Linked DNA regions of Homo sapiens: region 1 is linked to region 2. The links are chromatin loops, found by intact Hi-C in ENCODE. Cell type or tissue: mammary epithelial cell. All regions are shown on one strand. Links, peaks and the distances in the headings refer to the core of each region. The heading gives the core; the rest is flanking DNA.

Evidence for each region. A loop is a pair of places that touch in the nucleus more often than their neighbours do. Peaks named below come from ENCODE experiments on the same cell type or tissue, not always from the same donor. Only the 100,000 strongest peaks of a DNase experiment are listed, where the experiment ranks them.
Region 1: a loop joins it to region 2, with 12 times the contacts of the local background. A loop is called at or near these places in 9 of 110 quality-filtered maps.

What each region holds. Positions count from the first base shown.
Region 1 is chr1:32,764,573-32,775,910 of GRCh38, reverse strand. It overlaps NHSL3 (NHS like 3), which reads right to left. Exons shown (of 7, transcript NM_020888.3): 2 at 7,954-8,124; 3 at 7,794-7,849; 4 at 7,136-7,259; 5 at 6,125-6,238; 6 at 3,470-6,031; 7 at 941-3,046. The coding sequence ends at 3,024. It overlaps YARS1 (tyrosyl-tRNA synthetase 1), which reads left to right. Exons shown (of 13, transcript NM_003680.4): 13 at 1-672. Among named protein-coding and RNA genes, the nearest start is that of NHSL3, 28 kb to the right of the region's middle. RefSeq lists a silencer at 2,609-2,903 and enhancers at 5,521-6,436, 8,483-9,376, 9,377-10,269. In mammary epithelial cell, for the core only: a CTCF peak has its summit at 2,734 (motif pointing right); DNase peaks (open chromatin) are centred at 480 and 2,780; H3K27ac peaks cover 649 bases.
Region 2 is chr1:32,870,555-32,881,058 of GRCh38, reverse strand. It overlaps FNDC5 (fibronectin type III domain containing 5), which reads left to right and starts at 10,147. Exons shown (of 6, transcript NM_001441683.1): 1 at 10,147-10,406. The coding sequence starts at 10,169. It overlaps LOC105378631 (a long non-coding RNA gene), which reads right to left and starts at 5,090. Exons shown (of 3, transcript XR_947160.4): 1 at 4,844-5,090. RefSeq lists enhancers at 4,272-4,441, 7,523-8,379. In mammary epithelial cell, for the core only: a CTCF peak has its summit at 8,246 (motif pointing right); no DNase peak of the experiment used is centred there; H3K4me3 peaks cover 427 bases; H3K27me3 peaks cover 607 bases.

The DNA of each region.
Region 1 (11,338 bases), core at 203-5,202, 100 kb after region 2:
CACCCATTTACCCATCTCTCAGGACACGGAAGCAGCGGGTTTGGACTCTTTATTCGGTGCAGAACTCGGCAAGGGGCAGCTTACCCTCCCCAGAACCCAGGATCATCCTGTCTGGCTGCAGTGAGAGACCAACCCCTAACAAGGGCTGGGCCACAGCAGGGAGTCCAGCCCTACCTTCTTCCCTTGGCAGCTGGAGAAATCTGGTTTCAATATAACTCATTTAAAAATTTATGCCACAGTCCTTATAATTGGAAAAATACTGGTGCCCAGGTTTTCTTGGAGTTATCCAAGCAGCTGCGCCCCTAGCTGGGATCTGGTACCTGGACTAGGCTAATTACAGCTTCTCCCCAACAGGAAACTGTGGGATTTGAAAAGGAAAGGGAAGGGAAAACAGAGAACCTAGTGGTCTACCAAGTGGTTGGCAACTTTCCCAATGTCTGCTTACTCTGAGGCTTGGCACTGGGGGCCAGGGCCTGCCCCAGGGCTCCTGGAATTTCCCTTGATCCAGCTAGGCTGGGACACTCCCTAAATCAGCTGCGTGTTGTTAGCATCAGGCAGAATGAATGGCAGAGAGTGATTCTGTCTTCATAGAGGGTGGGGTACTTCTCCATAAGGCATCTCAGTCAAATCCCCATCACTGTCATAAATTCAAATAAAATGTCTGAACAAGGGTGTCTGGATGTGAGCTGGACCATCTCAGGAGAGAACACAAGTGTGAGGCAGCTGCTGGCCCCTCACCTAGTCTGGGGTTCCTTTACCCTGTAATGGGGGGTGGGGGGTAGAAGATGGACAAGACACCTTAACAGTCCCTTTGGCAGTACTAGGCAGAAGAGGCCCATACTTGGGTCCAATGTGTGCAGCAGGCAAAACATTTTCCCTTCTAAATGTGGGCCCAGACCACTGCCCTGTCCCCCCCACATTAAGAAGCAGTAGCCACAGCCAAGTTTCAATCATTTAATTAACATCTTTAAATGAAACACAGTTTTCTTCATGTGTCTCACTCAGGCTTCAGGGCAGAGGGAATGGATTTTTAGACATATCAAAGACTCAAAAATTTAAAGAAATATATATATGTATATATATACTTCTAACATTTTATGGAAATTAAAAATCAGAGGCTTTTGGTCTCTCCATTTACTCTAGGTCAAGCTCATTTACCCCAGAGGACAAAGAAGGGCTGCCTCTTCTAGACCCTCCCTTCTCCTTTGTCCTCTGTCCCACCCAGCAGGGAAACAAGCTCAGAAGATCCTAACAGGATAGAGTTCCAGTAATGTTGGAGGAGGGAGAGGGAAAGAGAAGTCAGGTTCTCTCCCACCTCCAGCCATTCCCAGGTTGCTGCCAGGGCCTGGTTTCATGCAGCTTTGACCCAGTCCTGGATCCTAGGGGGTGGGGTAGATCAGGAGCTCTGAGCAGAACAGTGCTCACTGATTATCCTCTTTCCCCAACTCAGTGGGCAGGTGCAGCGTACACCCAGCAGCACTCTCCACTGCCCACAGGCAAGGGAAGAATATTGATTGATTAGCTACAAGGAGAAGACAGTAGTGACTAGTGGAAAACACCCTGGAGAGGGCCAGAGGAACCTGGCTCTCACCACATCCCCTCTGTTCCCAGCCTTGGTGAGGGGGCGGGGAGGTCATGTCAACCTCTCTCCTTGGTGGTGAAGCTAAAAGCAAGGTTCCTTGCCAGACTCAAGCCCAAGTCACTGTTAAGGAAAGAGGATCAAGAAAGAAGCGGTGGCCCTGGGGGGCAGCCACGCTGCTGTGGACCCACAGGGGCCAATGGGGAAGCCAGCTTGCCTAGACAGGTGGCACAGGCTGAAAATAGAAAGGTTAACATTCCCGGAGAGTACAGTAAGAGAGGCTGATACCTAGGGGACCACCACCCAGCCTGCCCTAGAAGCACTGGGTGCCCCTCATTGACTAGAGAAGACTTGAGTAAAATGCACCTGTGGCTTCCCATCCTTGTCACTCAGCGTTAGCTGCCCCCAGTGGAACCACCTGTGCTGAAAGGCAGCTGCAGAAAGGACATGCACCGAAATGAGGAGAGAGAAAGGTCAGAGAATGAAGTGTGGAGGGCCAGGCCTGGGCCCACTGCTCAAGGAAGCTCCCCCCCTCCAGATGCTCCCTTCCATCCACCTCCTCAGTGCTTGCTCAGCCCAAAGGCTCCTGCCTCTGAAGTGCTGGGGGCCCACCCACCCCAGTGTGGTCAAGGAGGCAAGGGGCAGGTGCTTGACACTGCCAAGTGCCCCGAGATGACTCTACTGCTCACCCATTTCTTTGGGCCCTGGCAGTCTCCTACTTGTCCCCAGCATGGAGCACCTGGCAGAACTGGAAGGCAGGAGGGTGGTTGGTGAGTTGAGGCACAGGAAGGCCAATCCCCTCTGCACCTTTTGTGCTTTGGAATTCCACAGCCCCACACCTGCCCCCAGCCTAGAGAAGCCTGTGGGAACACAATGACTTGGCCACCTTCAGGAACCAAGAGGAGTAAACTGGACTGGGCAGGAGGGCACAGACTGGTCCCAAGCTATGGGCTGACTGCCGGGGATGGATTCTGCTGCCATGTAAACAGGCCCTTGGAATGCAACTTCCTGGGCCCTGGAGGATGGCCATGCAGCCACTTTTCAAAAGTGCTTTGATTCTGGACTATAGTATGTGCATGGTTTGGACATGAAAAAAAATGAAACTCAGGTGAGGTGTCCTGCTCCCAACTCTGCAGCCTCAGGGCCAGCAGGGGGCGCAGCCACCCTCTCCCGCCAGCTACCCACTTCAAGATGAGGCTAAGGCCAAGACTGAAGCGGCAACTGCCAGAGGTGAACCCATTCGGGAAAAGGCATGAGCGCAGGATGACTCTGAGGACAGGAGCAACACCAGGCTTGCATAAGTATCGAAGGCCGTGGAGGTTAAGGCTGCAGGCGCCCTCTCTATTAGGTTGTGTCTGCTGTATCCTCTCGTCCTTGGAGCTGCTCGGGTCCCTGAGATTGTGTTTCTGGGATGGGTCAGCAGTGCCAGTGAGGTGCCTGGTGGTCAGGCCAGCTCTTTCTGTGAGTCTGGGGGAGAAAAATAAGAGACACTTAGCAAGGGGCCTCCTGGCTTGGTTCTGGCACTAGGAGCCCAACAAAGCATACCCTCACCCAACCTTCTTACCGCTTTGATTTACTGACAGTGCCCGCAGCACTGGGCTGGACACCCTACACATGTTCAGACACTATAATGTAGGTGTCACTGCCCCACACTTTACAATGTAGCTAGGAAGGGTAGGGAAAGAGGCAAAGTTGGAATTCAAACACAGTAGGCCTGACACTCACACACCATTCTCCTCTGGGCCCCAGCAAGGGTGACAGCTTGCCCTTCCCAGGCATTCTCAGACCAGAAAAGTTAAAGATCCAAGAACAAATCCCCCATGGCGGGACTTCAGATTCCTACTTCCCATCATCAGCAATGGGACCTCACCCTAGCACTGCCCACTGTACCTGAGCCCGGGAGGCCCATCTTCTCCTCTGGGCCCACCAGCTGCAGGACACCTCCATTCTCCGCCAGCTCCCTCTTAGTCCTGTCCTGGGTGTGAGGGAGCCCATTGGTGGGAGGAGCAGTAAGGGGCTCAGCTCGAGGGTAACTGGGGGAGGCGGGTGGGGGGACTCCCACAGACGGCTTGCGGGCCACAGGTGGGGGAGCCTTAGGTGACTTCTTTGGGGCCTGGGGTGGCCGCTGCTCTGAGATGCTCCGGAGTTCTGCCACCAGATTCCGCTGGAGGTCAGCCTGGGTCTCAGGGGACACGGGCCGCTCCAGCTGCAGCTTCCTAGAGCCCTTGGAGAAGATGAAACTGGCCGTTGAGGCAGGGGACTGGGGAGGCCGTGGCTCTGCCTCAGGCGGTCCGTTGGGCTGAGCACTTGAGAGGCCTTCACTGGCGGCCAGGCTGCAGGCCTTGAGTCGGACCGCAGCATGGAGCCCTGAGGAGGGGGCAGGCACTGGGCTGGCCCGCCCTGACAGGGCCCTTCGCAGTGGTTTCTGGGGGGCCGATGGCCCCAGTGCTGGGGTGGGAGCCCCTCCTGGAGCACCCACGGAGCGCAGCCGCACCATCTGCAGGAGCGAGGGCGTGACCAGGGGCGCACCTACGTCCTCCCTGGGAGGCCCACCACCCTTGCTACAGCCCACCGGTTCCTTCTGAGGGAGCTTGGCCACATGCCCTGGGGCGGAACTAGCAGGAGCTGGGGCTGGCGGAGCTGGAGGAGGGTCTGGGCTACCCGGGGGCTGAATCTGCAAAGCAGTAGCTGAGGAGGACGAAGCAGCCGGGGAGCTGACAAGCTCTGGGGAGCCTGAAGGGCCTGCAGGCTCAGGGCTGGCCACAGAGAAAAAAGCCTCCTCTGGTGGGGGGAAGTCAGCCATGGACAGGTCCTGCTCCTCAGGGGCAGGGGGTGGGGGAGGGGGCCAGTTGGGATCTTGGAGGGGCTCCTCAGCAGTCTCTGAGGCAGATGGTGCCTCCACAACCACCTCTGGCTTCTTAGTGGGTGGTGGGGGTGGATGATAAGATGGGGGTGGGGAAGGTGGGGGTGACTGGTCTTTGGAGATGACAGGAGACTCCTGCAGTGGAGTCAAGGTTGTCTGGGGAGTGGGAGGGGACTGAGGACTGGCGTCAGTGGTAGAAACAGGCCCAGGAACCACAGCAGGGGCGGCTAGAGCAGGGGCAGCTGGGTTAGGGCTCCTGGGCTTGGAGGGAGGTGGGGAGAAGGGGGCAGGCACCTTGGGGTGAGGAGGTATGACAAACCTGTCACCCAGGGGGGTCAATATCTGTGGCCCAGAGCGGTCTGAGGGGGCTGGGTCAGAGGAGGAGGAACATAAAGACGTGAGGGAAGAGGAGACGGAGGCCCCAGGGGAGCGAAGAGACGTGACACGCTCTGGTTTAGGGGGCTGGGCCTTGCCTGGGGAAGCAGGGGGACCTGCCAGGCCCTTGGGAGGGAGGGTGGGAGTACCACTTTGGCTCGAGTATCCACTGGAGGGCGAAAGTGTCCGTTCTGGGGACCGTGGGGGGCGCCGGGAACCACCCGGAGACAAGCCAGGTACCCAGCTGTTGGCTGGGTTGGGTGGACAGGGTGCTGCCCCCGCCCCTTCTGAGCCACCAGTGGTGGGTGGCCGAGGCAGCTGGGGCTGCTGCTTACGCTCAGGCTTAGGGGGCAACCCTAATGGCCCATCAGGCACTGCTAAGCCCCGCTGATGGAGGGAGTGGGTCCGGCGGGGAGGGGGTGGAGGCCGCTTCAGCTTACGCAGGGACACACTCCGGCCAGACAACTGCCCACTGCTCCGAATGCTGAGTGTGTCTGAGGCCTCAGCAGTGCTGCCCCCACTGGGAGAGCCCCTCCCACTGCCTCCCTGGGGAGGGGGTACCACGCTATTGCTAGCCGTAGAGCTCTCCGGCTGGCCCTCAGAGCCACCCTTAGAGGAGAGGGTGGAACCGTCAGACACAATGGTGTCGGAGGATTGAGAGTGGCTCCAGGTGTCACTGGAGGAGGATGGGTGGCGGCTGCGGGGCTGTGGGCTGGAGACGGAGGAGAAGCGCCCCAGCGAGCGGACTGAGGCTGGGCTGGCCGAGTGCAGGCTGCAGCGGCTTAGTGTGCGCAGGCTGCAGCGGCCTAGGGCCACCACGTCCACTGTAGGCGGCAGCACAGCATGTGGAATCAACTTCGACAGGTAGGTGGCCTGGGGGGAGATGGACATGGCCGGGCTCAGGGGCTCTGCAGGCCCTGCCCCTCCTGTCAATCCAGGCACTGCTAGGGACATGGGCCGGGTCAATGGTGGGGCCCGGGTACCCGTGGACCGGCCAACAAAGGTGTCATCCCGGTAGACACGGTCAATGTGGCGCTGCAGCATGGCCTCTGTCTCAGCGCCAGCCTCCGCCTCCGCCTCCAGCGCCTGCAGGGACACCCGGGCCCCCATCCCTGAGGTGCCTCGGGGGCGGCCGTCCACTGTGGGGATGCGTACGGCATCCCGTGCACCAGGAGCCCGGGGCGTGCCTGGTGCCTCACGCTCATTCCTCAGGCCTGGAAGGGACAGGGAGGAGGTGGGGTCAGCAGAGAGGGGATGACCAAGGCTCCCCACCCACCCCACCACTGCCCTCCTAACCCAGGCCTCACCAAGCTCCTTCTGCACATGCTGCGGGAGTCCCAGCACAGTGCTCCGCCGCTCCCGCCGACGCCGCCCTGACTTTCCAGATTTGGGAAATGAGTCATGGGGTCGGAAGGTGGAGCCTGGGGGCCAGTCGTGGGAGAAAAACTGTTAGAGCAAAGGACTCCAGGCACATTCTGCAGGGCACTACTTTTGTAATAAGAGCTCTGCGAGAAATGGTTTCCACAGTCAAGTAGGTATGGGCAAGGCTAGGTTAAACAAAGCTAGAGGCTTCTTTCTGTAAGACTAAGGCTACTAAGTCAATGATGGTAATTTCCCTTTAGTGATAGCTTACTATTTAGTAAACATATTATTACGTGTTAGTCGTCATTCTAAACATTTGGCATTCATTCCAATAGGGTACTTATCCTCATTTTTATAGAACATCAAACAGAAGTTCAGAGAGGTTAAGGGTTTTCCCAAGGTCACACAGCTGGCACTAGTTAGTTACACCAGGCTTCCAACAGTTAAGATTTTCTAACTCTTTTTTTATTTTTTTTTTGAGATGGAGTCTCACACTGTCGACCAGGCTGGAGTGCAGTGGTGCAATCTCGGCTCACTGCAAGCTCCACCTCCTGGGTTCACGCCATTCTCCTGCCTCAGCCTCCCAAGTAGCTGGGACTACAGGCACCCGCCATCAGGCAAGGCTAATTTTTTGTATTTTTAGTAGAGACGGGGTTTCATTCACCGTGTTAGCCAGGATGGTCTCGATCTCCTGACCTCGTGACCCGCCCACCTCGACCTCCCAAAGTGCTGGGATTACAGGCGTGAGCCACCGCACCCGGCCGCCAAGATTTTCTAACTCTTAACTGCTTTATAGTTAGTGTGTATCACGAATGTGCAAGAGGACACAGGGTACTGTGTTTCCCGAATTCATTGAATCAGAGAGCCTGGTGAAACACTGGATAAGGAGGAAAAGAAGCTACAGATGCTGGGACCCAATGGAGCCCACTGTCCCTCTCCCCTGCCCATGAATCCACCTTTGCGCTGGATCATCTCCGAGCGGATGGAGAGCGCGTCCTCTGCTGTGGAGCTCTCAGCCACGTAGGATGTGGTCTGACTGCAGAAGGAGATGTTGTCTTCATCCGGCCCCGTCCGGGAGGACTATCAGGGTAGAAGGAGATCTGGGTGGGGCTGTCTCCTCAAGGCTCCCCATTGGAACTTTTTTTTGAGACAAATCCAGCTCAGGCTGGAGTGCAGTAGCGAAATCTTGGCTCACCACAACCTCCGCCTCCCAAGTTCAAGCGATTATCCTGCCTCAGCCTCTCAAGCAGCTGGGATTATAGGTACCCTCCCACCATGCCTGGCTAATTTTTGTATTTCTAGTAGAGACAGGGTTTCACCACTTTGGCCAGGCTGGTCTCAAAATCCTGACCTCAAGTGATCCGCCCACCTCAGCGTCCCAAAGTGCTGGGGTTACAGGTGTAAGCCACCTCGCCCAGCCTCCCACTCGAACTTTTGAGTCACAGATCCCCTCCAGCATCACCTAGCACTGAGCAACCCTGAACTAGCCCTCAGGGTTCATTTAGTGTAGCCCTTTGTGATAAAGAAACTGAGACCCAGAAATGTTCCAAGACATCCTTGCCAGGGGTCAAGCAGGTAGAGAAGAGTCAGGACTGAGCTGGAGGCAGGGCTCACCTGGATACTCTGGGTGTCTCCATGGTCCCAGCCACCCTTGTTCAGTTTCTGTTTCTCTGGAAGACACCAGAAGGGTCTGTTGGGTTAGGCCCCTGACCTTGACAGCTGACAGTGCAGCACTGGAGGGAGGAGAGGGGAGGGGAGTGGAGAGGAAGCTTACCTTGGTGTTGTAGGGAGCGGAGCCCCTCCTGGGCCTGAGTGTGCAGCTCTTCCAGGTGGGGGGGTCGCCCACTGGGAAAGAAGACGTTGTCCTGGTGCTCATCCACTGCAGACCCTGGCCCCTGGCCAGGCCCTACACTTAGATGTTTGTCATTCTCAGCCTTGGCAGAGCCTAGTAGGAGGGAGGAGGAAGGGAAATGAGGTAAAGGCATCTGGGCCCTGCAGGGGCACAGGTCTCACGGCAAGGGCAGTCATGGTCCCCAGACTGCACACGGCCATTGCATATACAAGCAATGCCCCCTTCCCCAGTCTGGACACATAACCCACAGTTCTGGAGTAAACACTCAACACACACAGCCCCCATATACACAAACTACACCCAAGTGTACATAAATCTGAGTACCCACACCACACAAAGGGCCCCATATAAGGCCCCACACACAGGGCACACAGGTACACAGGTCTACTGTGTACGTACACAGCACTCACAGATGTCATTCATGTATATAAACAAAGGGCATCCGAGTATAAACACACATAGGTACACACACCAAGCACACCCAGCCCGCACGTAAACACACAACACCCACAGTCCCTGCTCTGTATATACACAAACAGTAACCAAGTATACACACGACTATGTACTCACACGTCACTCAGAGCCCCACAAAAAACATCCCGAGTATACACATAGCCCATAGTAAATACATTGCTCTCGCCTCCATACCCAAAACCCCACTTCACAGGAAAACAAACCACTCTTTTCATGCCACCACTTGAACCAGGTCCAGGAAGAAGATATCACGGGAAATCAGGAAGGAGAGACAGCTGGCATGAGTTACAACCATATTCCCAGAAAATCCTAGGGGGGATGCAGACCAAGGAGATAGCCTCCTGGGTCCCCTACTCACCCATGTGGCTGCCCCTTAGTGGAAGGATGGGCAGGGGAGGGGAGAAGAAAGACCCAGGCCCCTCCACCCGCCCAAGGGAGCTCCAGTCTCTCTTGGGGAAATAGTCCCAGGTATCCCCCTCTCCTGGAGGCCCTGGCCCTGGCCCTGGCCCCTGTTGCAGAGGAGCCAGGGATCCATTACAAAGGATCCTGTTACAAGCCCCGCCTGTGGAGGGGCTGGCCATCTAATCCTGGGGATGGGGGGCTGTGTCAGCACTTTGCAGCCCCAGCCCCCCCTTTAAATGAAACCCACAACATAAGCAAAAGCGCTGGAAGGGTCATGTGACCTTGGTAACACCTTATAAAGGGACGGGAACAAAACAAGCCCTTTAAAGGGCCATGCTCCAGGAGCAGGGTCTTCAGTTCAGAAACCTGCCTTTCCTCCTCCCTCAGCCCATTCGTCAACAGCCAGAGCTCCTGCCCTAGGGAGTCTGCAGGAATCCCACAGGTCAGAGCTAGGAGGCCCCCAACAGATCCAACCAGACCAGTGCCCGAGATCCCCAGATTTTACAAGTGGGGAAACGGTTCAAAGGGGCAAGGCCTTGCCTAAGGTCACCCAGCAGTAGGAGTCAGACTGACCCTGGACTCAACTCCAGGTTCCCAGAGGGGACTCCCGGATCACACTCAGAGTAGGGGCCCCCAACCCTCAAAAGTCCAATAAACTCTTGTCCCTATGTCTTAATCCAGGTCTGAAAGCCCAATTCCTAGGAGAAGGAAGGAGGAACAGGCCCCTCCCTCCAAAACTTCTCCATTCCCAGGCCTCTAAACAGGATTTCACTGAGCAGGCTTCCCAACTTCCAGTGGTACTACTCTCCTCTCTTCTGGGCCGCCCACGTCCCATCCTCCCCGGCACACTAGGAAAGGCTAGTACATCTTGACTGGGAGGCTGTACCCAGTAAAGTGTGGGTACCCCGGCAGGGAGGCAAGTCTCACGGGAGGGCTGCAGGCTTCAAGGTCAGAGACACCTGGATCCATCCTCCCAACCCACAAGCAGGGCCCAGACAAAGGCAGCAACAAAGCGGCTGGACAAAAGCACAGCCGGATGGGAGATTCTGGCCTCATTATCAGCCCCCAGCCCCACCCCATTACTTTTGCCCAGCCTTGATTCCTCATTCTACATAAGGGTCTGGGAAAGGGAGGCATCGAGCATCCCTCCCCTCCCCCCAAGCCACACCCACTCACCCTTCTTCTTAAACAGCCCTAGGAGCGCCGGGAGGCGGCGGCCAACGAACACCACCATGACTGCGGGCGCCACTCGAGACGTTCCCTATCCCACCCTGCCTCTCCAGAGCAGAGCGCGGGGCGTACCTTCACTGTAACCCAGCACTATGGGGATGCGAGCCCTCCCGCCCCGCCGCAGAGCACCGGCTCCAGACAGAGGAGGGGGAGGGGCTGCTCTCCATGTCCTCCTCCCACCTTCGCCACTGATCCCGCCCATCTGCCGACCCCACCCCTTAAATGGGGTGCAGGGGCACAGAAAGGCAACTGAGGCCAGGAGTCCGTGGGTGCTCTGCTCCAGTAGAGTATGATTAGGAGGACCGAAGATACTCAATCCAGCAGCAGATCACTCACCCTGCCTGCAAGTCCAGAGTTAAGGCAGGGGTCCCAGCTGCCAGATGGTAGGTGGAGGGGCTACCAGACTAGACTTGGCAGGGTGCCCACCTGCAAGCCTCCTGGCTGCCTAGCGTAATTCCCTGGGGAAAGAGCTCGGAGCCTGCAGCAGCCAGGCAGGAGCCCAGAGCTGCTAGTGGGATGGCAAGGCTGTGGGCAGAGGCCCCCAGAGGGGCAGGGGCCAGTCCCAGGACACAGTCCTGGGAAGCCAGGGAGATGCCCAGAGCAGAACCACAGTGGCTGGCAGTACAGCCCCTCATACATAGGTTCAGCCCCACACTTTCCAAAGGACTTTCTTCCTACTTTGGCAATGTGACATCAGAAGCCCAGAGAAACACAGTAAACTCTCCAAGATCACACTTAATCTTGCAGAGGCTAGACTTCAAAGCAGACCTCCTTCTCCCCTAGCCTGGAATTCTTCACATTGGCCCCACGCTGTCAGTGATTCTGTCCTGGATCACCAGGCAGGGAGAACAGAATTAGCCAAGAAACAGTCCATGGGTGAAGGCAGTAAAAAAGGAGGTGAGGTGGAGAAGTACTGGAAAAGAAGTCAGGTCGAGGTTCAAATCCAGCTCCATCACACAAGTCACGATCTCATATGAAAATAAGGCTAATAACTCCTCTTTTTAAGATTGCTGTGGCTCACGCCTGTAATCCCAGCATTTTGGGAGGCCAAGGTGGGCAGATCACTTGAGGTCAGGAATTCGAGATCAGCCTGGCCCAACATGGTGAAACCCTGTCTCTACTAAAATTAAAATTAAAAATTAGCTTGGTGTGGTGGTGCATGCCTGTAATCTCAGCTACTCGGGAGGCCGAGGCAGGAGAA
Region 2 (10,504 bases), core at 5,505-10,504:
GGTGAAGTAATGCCAGCATCTGGGGTCACATCCAGGCCACACTTGCCCAGCAGAGTAGTCACTTTTCTTTTTGCTGGTGAAAGCAACTCATAGCTGGAAGGGCCTCAGGAGTTGACCAGAGAGGGACAGTGACTTGCCTGAGATCACCCAGCCAGGCCTGCCCTGTTTCTGCTCCCCTCAATTAGAAGTGGCCCCTTCACAGCCTCTGTAATCAAAACATTGAGATCTTTCTTCCATAATTCCATTGCTGGGGAGCTCAATCCTGCCACTTCTCTTGGTCTATCCTGGACGGGACCGTTTGAAAATCATTCCTGGGTCATGGCAAAGGGACCAGTCACTTCTTGGAAGTGGAGTGGAGGGCAGGAGGCTGAGTCTTCACTTCTAACTTTATATTCCCTTCTGTCTGAATGTATTAAAACCTGGACATGGAGGATATTTGAGACTTGAGTCAAAATTAAGATTTTTTTTTTTTGAGACGGAGTCTCGCTCTATTGCCCAGGCTGGAGTGCAGTGGCGCGATTTCGGCTCACTGCAAGCTCTGCCTCCTGGGTTCGTGCCATTCTCCTGACTCAGCCTCTCGAGTAGCTGGGACTACAGGTGCCCGCCATCACGCCCGGCTAATTGTTTTGTATTTTTTTTTTTTTAGTAGTGACGAGGTTTCACCGTGTTAGCCAGGATGGTCTCGATCTTCTAACCTTGTGATCTGCCTACCTTGGCCTCCCAAAGTGCTGGGATTACAGGCATGAGCCACCGTGCCCGGCCAAGATTTTTTTTTTTTTTTGACACGGAGTCTTGCACTGTCACCTGGGCTGGAGTCCAGTGATGCAATCTCAGCTCACTGCAACCTCCGCCTCCCAGGTTCAAGTGATTCTCGTGCCTCAGCCTCCCAAATAGGTGGGATTACAGGCATGCGCCACCATGCCTGGCTTCTTGGTTTTTGTTTGTTTGTTTTTTGAGATGGAGTTTTGCTCTTGTTGCCCAGGCTGGAGATGGCGTGATCTCGGCTCACCGCAACCTCTGCCTCCCAGGTGCAAGTGATTCTCCTGCCTCAGCCTCCCAAGTAGCTGGGATTACAGGCATGCACCACCACGCCCGGCTAATTTTGTACTTTGAGTAGAGACAGGGTTTCTCCATGTTGGTCAGGCTGGTCTCGAACTCCTGACCTCAGGTGATCCGCCCGCCTCCGCCTCCCAAAGTGCTGGGATTACAGGTGTGAGCCACCATGCCTGGCCTAATTTTTTGTATTTTTAGTTGAGACAGGGTTTCACTATGATGGCCAGGCTGTTCTCGAATGCCTGACCTTGTGATCCACCCGCCTCTGCCTCCCAAAGTGTTGGGATTACAGGCGTGAGCCACCAAGCCCAGCCCCAAATTAAGATTTTAAAAGAAACTTCCTCGGGCCAGGCGCGGTGGCTCACCCCTGTAATCCCAGCACTTTGAGAGACCAAGGCAGGCGGGTCACGCGGTCAGGAGATCGAGACTGGCTAACACGGTGAAACCCCGTCTCTACTAAAAATACAAAAAATCAGCCGGGCCTGGTGGCAGGTGCCTGTAGTCCCAGCTACTCGGGAGGCTGAGGCAGGAGAATGGCGTGAACCTGGGAGGCGGAGCTTGCAGTGAGCGGAGATTGTGCCACTGCACTCCAGCCTGGTAGACAGAGCGAGACTCCATCTCAAAAAAAGAAGAAAGAAACTTGGGGAAGCCGAGGCATGAGGATTGCTCTCAAAAAAAAAAAAAGAAAGAAACTTGGGGAAGCCGAGGCATGAGGATTGCTCGAGGCCAGGAGTTTGAGACCAGCCTGGGCAGCATGGTGAGACCCCATCTCTACAAAAAAAAAATTTTTTTAATTAGCTGGGTGTGTAATCAGGAGGCTGAGCCAGGAGGATTGTTGAGCCCGGGAAATGGAGGTTGCAGTGAGCGAGACCCTGTCTCTAAATAAATAAGTGAAATAAAAATTAAAAAGTGCCCCCTAAACCGGGATTTGCCTCCCAGAAGCCTTCCAGCGGCCCAGCTCTGCTGGGGTTGTCCAGGCTGAACGCTGCATCCACTGCCCATAGCCCTGGGGGATTCTCCTCCCAGCCTGCTCCTCATGACCCAGAAAAGTGGTTGGAATTCCCAGCCACCTGTGTGGTGTGGCTCTGGGGGCGGAGGGACTGTGCATGTAGCTGAGCCTTGCCTCCCTTGCAGAGCTGCTGTGGGGAACCTACAAGACACTGTGGAGGGTAGTGCATGTGAAGGAGGCTGCTCCGTGACACTTCAGGGCTCTGGGATACACATTCACACAGCTTTGCCGGCAGGTGCCCTAGTGAGAGGAAAGGTCACACCCCAGCTCTAGACTGCTGCTGGCACCCCAGTTCCCTCCCTGAGACTATGCATGGGGTTAGAGCCAGAGGCAAGCTAGAACCCAGCTCTGTCTCCGAGCTCTTTCCAGTGGGCCAGGCTTCCTTGGAGGAGTGAGAAGACTTCCCAGAGGGTCCAGGGGTACCCAGAGTTCCAGAACCCCACCCGGAGTCCGAGGTTGCCCTATCCCAGGAACCCTGTGCTCCCAATTTGTCTCCCTCCCTGGGAAGACCAGGCCAGCTCTCATTCCTGGCACCTTAGGATCTACCGGAGGCTGAGGATTGCCTCATTGTTTCCATAGTAACAGTGAACAGCAGGGCCTCCTGAATCACTGCTGGGAGACTGCACTGGTACCTGCAAGTATGCATTTGCCCCAGGAATGCCTGGGATGGGGCAGCCTTTGGTGCATGCACACAAGCATATGCACACCTTTGCACACATGCACATCCAATGCACACCCCTTCCTCCTCCCAAACACACACACACACCCTTGCAAATGCAGGCACGGGCATGGCGCTTCAAGCCCTGGCCCGCTGACCCAGAAGTGGGTCAGAACATCATCCTGCCTGACATAACCCACTCCCACAGCCACCCTGGCCCACTCAGATGCAGAGAGCATCTCGGGGAAATGAGGGACTTGCACTTTATAATAATACCCACTGCAACATTTATAGATACTTAGCACGTGCCAGGTCCTGCGCTTTCCTCTTCACATGTAACATCTCCTGTGTTCCCCAAACACCACGCTGGGATGGATGCCAGGAGAGTGATTTGCCAGAGGTCACACTGTAGTGCGGGGCTGAGCCAATGTGTGAGCCCAAACTGTTTGGCTCCAAGCCTTGGACTCTTGCCTTCCTCACCAGACCCCTTGATGCCAGACCCATAAGCACTCACCCCGGGACCCACAAACACAGATGGGTGTGTCTGGCAGCAGGTGGGACCAGAGCCAACTAGAATGCCAGCATTCCTGGGCTTGTCACTCTGGGCCATCATATTCCCTCTTCAGCCTCCAGCCATTCCTGGGTCGGAGGTATGAGGGGAGGTTTAGACAACACAGGGATTTTTTCTTTCACTTATTTCTTCCCAGTGTGCAGAAAAGGAACTTTGAGCAGCAAGAACAAGACCCACTGAGAATCTCCTGCCTGGGAAGCCACCCGGGTTCCCTTCCCTTCCAGCAAAGGGATGAGTCCAGCTGCTGGATCTGTCCTCCAGCCTTCTCTGAGACCTCTCATGCAGACTTTTAACAAAGGGGCCTGAGGCCAGAGGCTGGGCCAGCTGCATCATCCTGAGCGGGGAGTTGGGTGGGCCAGGTAGGGGGATGGCTTCCAGGAGGCAATTTTCAGCAAAAGGATGGTCTGGCAGTGTTGCCAGGAAGGCAGCAATGCCCCTCACTAGAGGCATCCCAGGTTGGCAGGCACTGGATACACCCTGGTGAGGAAATTTGAGACAAGCAATGACCGAGTCCCTGCAACATCCTCGTCATCATCTTTGTCGTCATCGTAGCTACCACTGATTGGACACACTTTGTGTCAGGCGCTTTAAGATATGATACAACTGCCACTACTGCTAATAAAAATGGCAGCTGCTAGGAACTCAGCCCTTATGTGGCTGATCTTCATTGACTCCTCACAGAACCCTATGAGGCAGGCACTATTGTTAGGCCCATTTATAGATGGGGAAACTGCGGCTCAGAGAGGTTCAGAGACATGTTTACAGGCAGAGGCAGCAAGATGCAGGCTCTACCTGGCTGCTGCGTCTGTGGTCGGCTCGCCTGGGAGTTGACCTCCTGAGAGCTAAGCAGCAGGCAAGGCAGCCTCTGCCAGCCGGGGCCTCCTCCTGGGGCTGTTCCTGCGCTGGGGCAATGTGGGCTTCACTGTGGCTGAGGTGGCGCCCTCTGCTGGCTGTGCCCAGGCTGTGCAGAGCCACGAGGGAGGTCCTCCGTGGACTTGGGTTGTGGGAGGTGGACCGACCCTGGAGACTCAGGGTCAGACCTTCACTGCGGATGGCCGCTGTTCGCCAGTGAGAACAGATGCCAAGGTCACTCCGGCAGTCTGGGGCTGAGCTGAGGAGTGAACGTAAAGGCAGTCTTCACTCCCAGGCTTTTGTCCTTCTACCCCTCTCTCATCTTCCCCTAGCTGCCTCCACCTCTTCCACTGCCTTCCACTCTGAGCCTCTAAAATGGGGCCTCTGGCCCCACTGTTTCTGAGGAATCTGGGTGACTGGTGTGCAGCTGAGAATCTGTCTCCAAAGGCAAAGCCAGGGTCCAGGCTTTGAGGCCTGGAGCTGCCACTGACTGGCTTTGTGATACTGGGTGAGATTCTCAACCTCTCTGAGTGCTGTTGGATGGGAGCCTTCCTGTGTAGACTCTGAAGAACTGAAGAGATTTGAGGAGGTCTCCTTTACCCGATTAGAAGGCTCTATTCTGCCGCTCCTCCTTCTCCCTTCCCCCCTCCCCGTCCTCCTCCCTCCCCATCCCCCCCACCCCCCGCCCCCGTCCTCCTACCTCTTTCTTTCTCTCTTCCTCTTCTCCACCCCTGACCAGAGGAGGCATTTTAGGCTCAGAAAGCTAGAGTTACTTGGCCCTATGTCACCCAGCCAGGGGTTTCTGGCTTCAGAATCTGGACTTTGGAGGGCTGACCTCTGCCCTGCTTCCTTTTCATCTCCTCCTATATGTCTGATCCATCAGCTCCTCCTGCAAAAAAAAAAACAAAAACAAACAAAAAAAAAACATCCCAAATCCTCCATCGACTTCTCTCTCTGTCCCCTGCCACCACCCAGGCCAACACTGCATCCTTTCTGGCCGTGAGACCGCAGCACCCTCCTTGCTTCCTCACAGGGCACCTGGCCCCCCACTCCTGTTCTCTGCCATCCAGCCTGCACACTGGAGCGGGCAAAGTGAGCCTTTTAAAATGCAAATCACATCCCATCTCATCTCCCCTCGAAGCTTCCCATTGTGAGTGGGATCAACCTAACCTCCCTTCCACACCTGGAGGCATGTGTTATCCAATCCCACCTGCCCTCACTGCCTCCTTCTTGCTTATAAAGCTCCAGGCTCACTGGCTTCTTTCTGTTTCCCCAACATGCAAGCTTGCTCCTGCCCCAGGGCCTTGGTACTTGCTCTTCTGGGGCTGGAGCTCCCTTCCTGTGCTGTGTGCTGCTGCCTCCTTTGCCTTCAGGTGTCAGTTCAGGTGACTCCCCCTCAGCCCACACCATGTAACGTCGCCCCACCCAGCCACTCTCCACCACATGACTTCATTGTTTTCATAGCCACTCTCGGTCTCTGAAGATATTTCATTTGGTCATCAGCTCACTTGTTTATTGCTTTTCTCTCCCCCTGGAATATGAGATTCACATGGGGCAGGGACCCTGTTGTCTTGGTCACAGCTGTGATGCTGCTGGCAGTTAGTAGGTGCTCAATAAATGTTTGTTGAATAAATAAAGCCCTTCCTAGCCCCAGCTTCTCTTGCAAGCTCAGAACAATCTTTCCAATCTAGTTCTACTTTTCCTGCTCCCAATGTCACAGCTCAGAGCCTACAGCAAACGCCCACATAAACATTCTGCCTCTCCTGCTTTCCCTCCACAGAAACACTCCACTTTTCCAGACCTCAGGGCTAATGATTCCTCTTTCCCTCTGTTTCTTTCCTCTCACTTGGCTAACTTCCACCTGACTGTCAGTACTTATTAAGCTCAAGCATCACCTCTTCCCAGAAGCCCTTCCTGCTTTCCTCTCAAGTTAATTACCTTTTCTGTCCCTGTAGGCCCCAGGTGCCTCCTATTCCAGAAGGCAGTCCCCTCTTTGTATTTTAAGAGCATCTCTCTCCTCTTCCCCGGCCATGAGAACTCCCTAAGGACTAGGACCAGTCTGGTTCATCACTATGTCCTCAGCACCACCAGCACTCAGGAAATACTAAACTGGCCTGACTTCATCATTGCCATGATGGGGATTTTGAGGATTAGAGAGGCTAGATCAGTGTCTCCCAGCTGTATGACCCATGGCAAGCCCCTTCTTCTCTTCAAGCCTCAGTTTCCTCATCTGTAAAATGGGTATAATTCCAACTCCTCTGAGGATTCAAAGAGTCTTCCCTTATGTACATAATGTGTCAGCACGGGAAAAGTGTTGGGTGAGTAGGGGGTCCCTTGTCTTGGCCCTGGGATTAGCAACTGCCTCTGTGAGCAATAAGTCCCCTTGAGCCCTTCAGGGAAGGAGATTGATGTGATGTCCTCTGGTGAGCCCTGAGCCCTGGATCCTTGTCCTCAGAGGTCCTTAGAGGTGAGGGGATACGGTAGGCAGACTGGATCAAGCCCTCAACTTGCAGCCGCATAATTTAATTTGAGACATGTCTCTATAGTTCACTGGCTGTGTGACACAGGGCAAGTCCCCTTACCTCTCTGATCCTCAGCTTCCTGATATGGAATGGAAGTTAATGACACATACCAGCCTAAGACTCAAAATAACATGGATAAAGTCCGGGCGCGGTGGCTCACGCCTGTAATCCCAGCACTTTAGGAGGCTGAGGTGGGTGGATCACCTGAGATCAGGAGTTCGAGACCAGCCTGGCCAACATGATGAAACCCCGTCTCTACTAAAAATAAAAAAATTAGCCAGGCATGGTGGTGGGCACCTGTAGTCCCAGCTACTCAGGAGGCTGAGGCAGGACAATCACTTGAACCTGGGGAGCAGAGATTGCAGCAAGCCAAGATCACGCCACTGCACTCCAGCCTGGGCAAAAGAATGAAACTCCGTCTCAAAATAAAATAAAACAATAACATGGATAAAGTAGGTGCTCAATTATTATATCCCCAAAGCAACTCCTGACCTCCTGATTCTTCCTGTGATTTGCAGGGCGGGTGAGGGGTGTCTAGTGACCATCCTTGACTGGGGCCATGACCATCCTAGGCTATAAAAAGGAAACTTCCTATTCTAAATGGGTACCCGGGGCTGGCTTGGGCACCTGCAGCCTGAGTTAGGTGCTGAGACTCTGGACACGCAGGAGGGTCCAAATGCTGGTGACCCCATTAGGTGTCAATGTGTAAGTGACCGGCCAGCCCTCAAGGGGGTCTCTGTGGAGTCCTCCAAATGAAGCCCAGTGAGTGCAGCTTGGGAGGACAGAGGCGCACCCTTAGTCCCTACCCAGGTCCTCATGGTTTCACTCATTCTTTCACTGCTGTGTTTCCAGAATATTACACAGGGCCTGGTCCATAATAGGTGCTCAATAAACATATGATGGAAGAATGATTTTTTTTCCATACAGTCAACAATCATTTAATGAGCCCCAACTGCATCGTAAGCCTTGCGCTAAGGGATGGGGTACATAAAGTGGCTGGGTTTTTTTGAGATGGAGTCTTTCTCTGTCACCCAGGCTGGAATGCAGTGGTGTGCTCAGCTCACTGAAACCTCTGCATCCCAGGTTCAAATGATTCTCATGCCTCAGCCTCCAGAGTAGCTGGGATTACAGGCACACACCACCATGCCCGGCTAATTTTGTATTTTTAGTAGAGACGGGGTTTCACCATGTTGGCCAGGCTGGTCTCGAACTCCTGACCTCAGGTGATCCACCCACCTCGGACTCCCACAGTGCTGGGATTACAGGCGTGAGCCAGCGCCCTGGCCTGCAGTGGCTGCTTCTGACAGCTCCCTCCCAAGTTCACCCAGGGCTCCACTAAATCCTCCCAGCCAGCTCTCACTGGCTGCCAGATTCCAGGCACCAGGGCTTTCCCCAGAATTAAGGCCCAAGCACCCCATGCATCATGAGGACTGAGAAGGCTGTACCCCCACAGTCACAACTCTCCAAATCCTCCAAGCCCCCTCCTTCAGCCGCCTTCTCTCTCAAGCCCTCAGGCACTGCCATCTCCTCCCTCCCAATGCCCTACATCTATCTAGGTTTTACCCAAAGAGGCCAGCAGATGGCGCCAAGGTTCCCCTTTCCCCAGCGCTGGACTGGAGGCCAAGACCCCACCAGGACCCTCCCTCCTTTTCTCCCCTGCAGGGACGGGAGTAGATTCTGTGTCCTCTAACTGAACCCTCTCCTTCCTGCTGGTTCCTGTGCTGGAGGCCTGAAGAGGCTCCAGTTGCTCCTGCGGGCCTCCTGGTTGTCTTCCTGTCTGATGGATGGGGGGTGGGGGGTCCCTAGGGGCTAAGCTGCAGCTGGTGGGGCGGGGCCGGGTGGGGTGGGGCAGGCAGCAGCTGCGGGGAGAAAGAGAGAGAAGATAATAAGGGGAGAGAAAGAGAAAGAGAGCAAAGAGAAAAGAGAGAGAGAGGTGCTCTGGCTCCGGGGCTCTTCTCCCAAACGGGTCGAGGTCCCAGCTGAGGCTCTCCCAGGACAAGGTATGTGGCGGGGGAAATGATAGGGCTGGGCAGTGTCACCCTGCCGAGTGGGGCAGGTCTGGGGGCACTGAGGGGATGGGCAGGAAAATTCTGCTGCTCAACAAGAGCCCCTAAGCTCGCTTCCATCTCACCCCTTCCAAGGTGACCAAGGAGGAACACAGGGCCAGCGAAGGAGTCCTGGGTGGGCATAAGGAGAGGAGGGTTGTCTATCGCTCCTCTTGACCCACTGTGTGAATCTGCACCAAGCTCTTCCCATCGGTAGACCTCACTTCCTTAATGTAAAACCAGGGGGATGGAGAGGAAGACCCTGAAGACGTTTCTGTGGCAGAACTTTGCAAGACGTCTCCTTTCCAAAGAAAATTAGCCCTTCCAGGGCTTCTGGAAAACCTTTAAGACCCAAAGGAATGCCCCGCTAGTAGTGGAATTTCGGATAGTCGTGGGAGGGGGCTCAGGGGTTCTTGCTGAGACAAAAGGCCCTGAGCCCTGGTCCATGCCTCTCTCCTCCACCTTGTTTCTCTGGCTGAGATGAGGGAAGGGGGCTGGAGCCACTCCCCTTCTCAGAGATGCTCTTAGAGATTGCTGCAGACTGTTTTCTGGCTGGGGAGGAGCTGGCCCCGGCCAATTCTAGAGTCTCACGAATCTCCGGATGGGTGAAGTCACTCTGGGTGGGGAGACAGTTCAGTTAAGCACAGCTTTGGGAGTCAGATCAGCCTGTGTTCAAATCCTGGCTCTGCTGCGGGTCCCTGGACAAGTCAAGTAGCCTGTCCAAGCTGCAGGCTCCTCCTGTGCAAAGTGTGCAGAGTATGACTTTACAGGGTTGCCCTGAGAATTAAGCCACATAATGCAAAGAAAGCTCAGCATAGTATCTGGCCCCTGGTAGACGCTCATTACTGCCCTCACTATGGGGATGAAAATGAAGGAAAAGGACTGGCCTGGGGTCACAGAGCTGGACTCTCCAGTGAGACAGAGCAGCCTCTTCCCAACCCCACTGGAAACACGGAGCCCTAGTGTCCACTTAGCACTCTCTGCTCACCCCAGCCTTACTGTGATCTCTCCCCTCTGCTCCCGTCTGCCCCAGCCGCAAGGCCTCGGGTCTACCGTGGAATGAGGGGATCCCTAGGCCCAGGGAAGGGAGGCGCGCTTAGGGGTGGGGGCACAAACGGGCATCTCGGTGGCACTTGTCCTCTCTCTACCCTGGGAAAGGGCAGAAAGCGGCAGCCAAGTCAGGGCTGTGCACGGGAGAGAGAGTGACCGCGGCGGGGGCGCGGAGAACCCCGCTGGGCTCCCGCTCGGTGAGAGGGCGGGAGCCGTGGGTCCGCGAAGCCCCTTCCTCCCCGGCAGAGGACCTAATAGGCAGCGGGGGCGGGAGTGGGGGCGCCCTCCGGTCCTCACCCCGCCCCCGCACCTCTCCCCGCAGCGGGGGCGCCCCGCCCCCCGGGCGCCCGACGTGGACGCGGCCGCCGCCACCGCCGCCGCGCGGGAGTCGCTGTCCGCGGAGCCGACATGCAGGCGGCTCGGGGCGGCGCAGGGCGGCCGGAGCGGCCGGGCCGGCCGGGCCGGGGGCCGGAGCGCGAGCGCGAGCGGCCGCCGGGCGCCGGAGCCGCGTCCCCCTGCGCCGCCCCGGGCCTGCCGGCCGGAGGAGCCACCATACACCCCGGGTCGCCGAGCGCCTGGCCGCCCCGCGCCCGCGCCGCGCTCCGCCTGTGGCTGGGCTGCGTCTGCTTCGCGCTGGTGCAGGCGGGTAAGGGGGCCCGGGGCGGGGGGCCGGCGCCGGGGCAGGCTCCTCTCGAGCCCAGCTACCTGGGAGTCCCCTGGTCCTTTCTCTGCCCCCTAGGGACT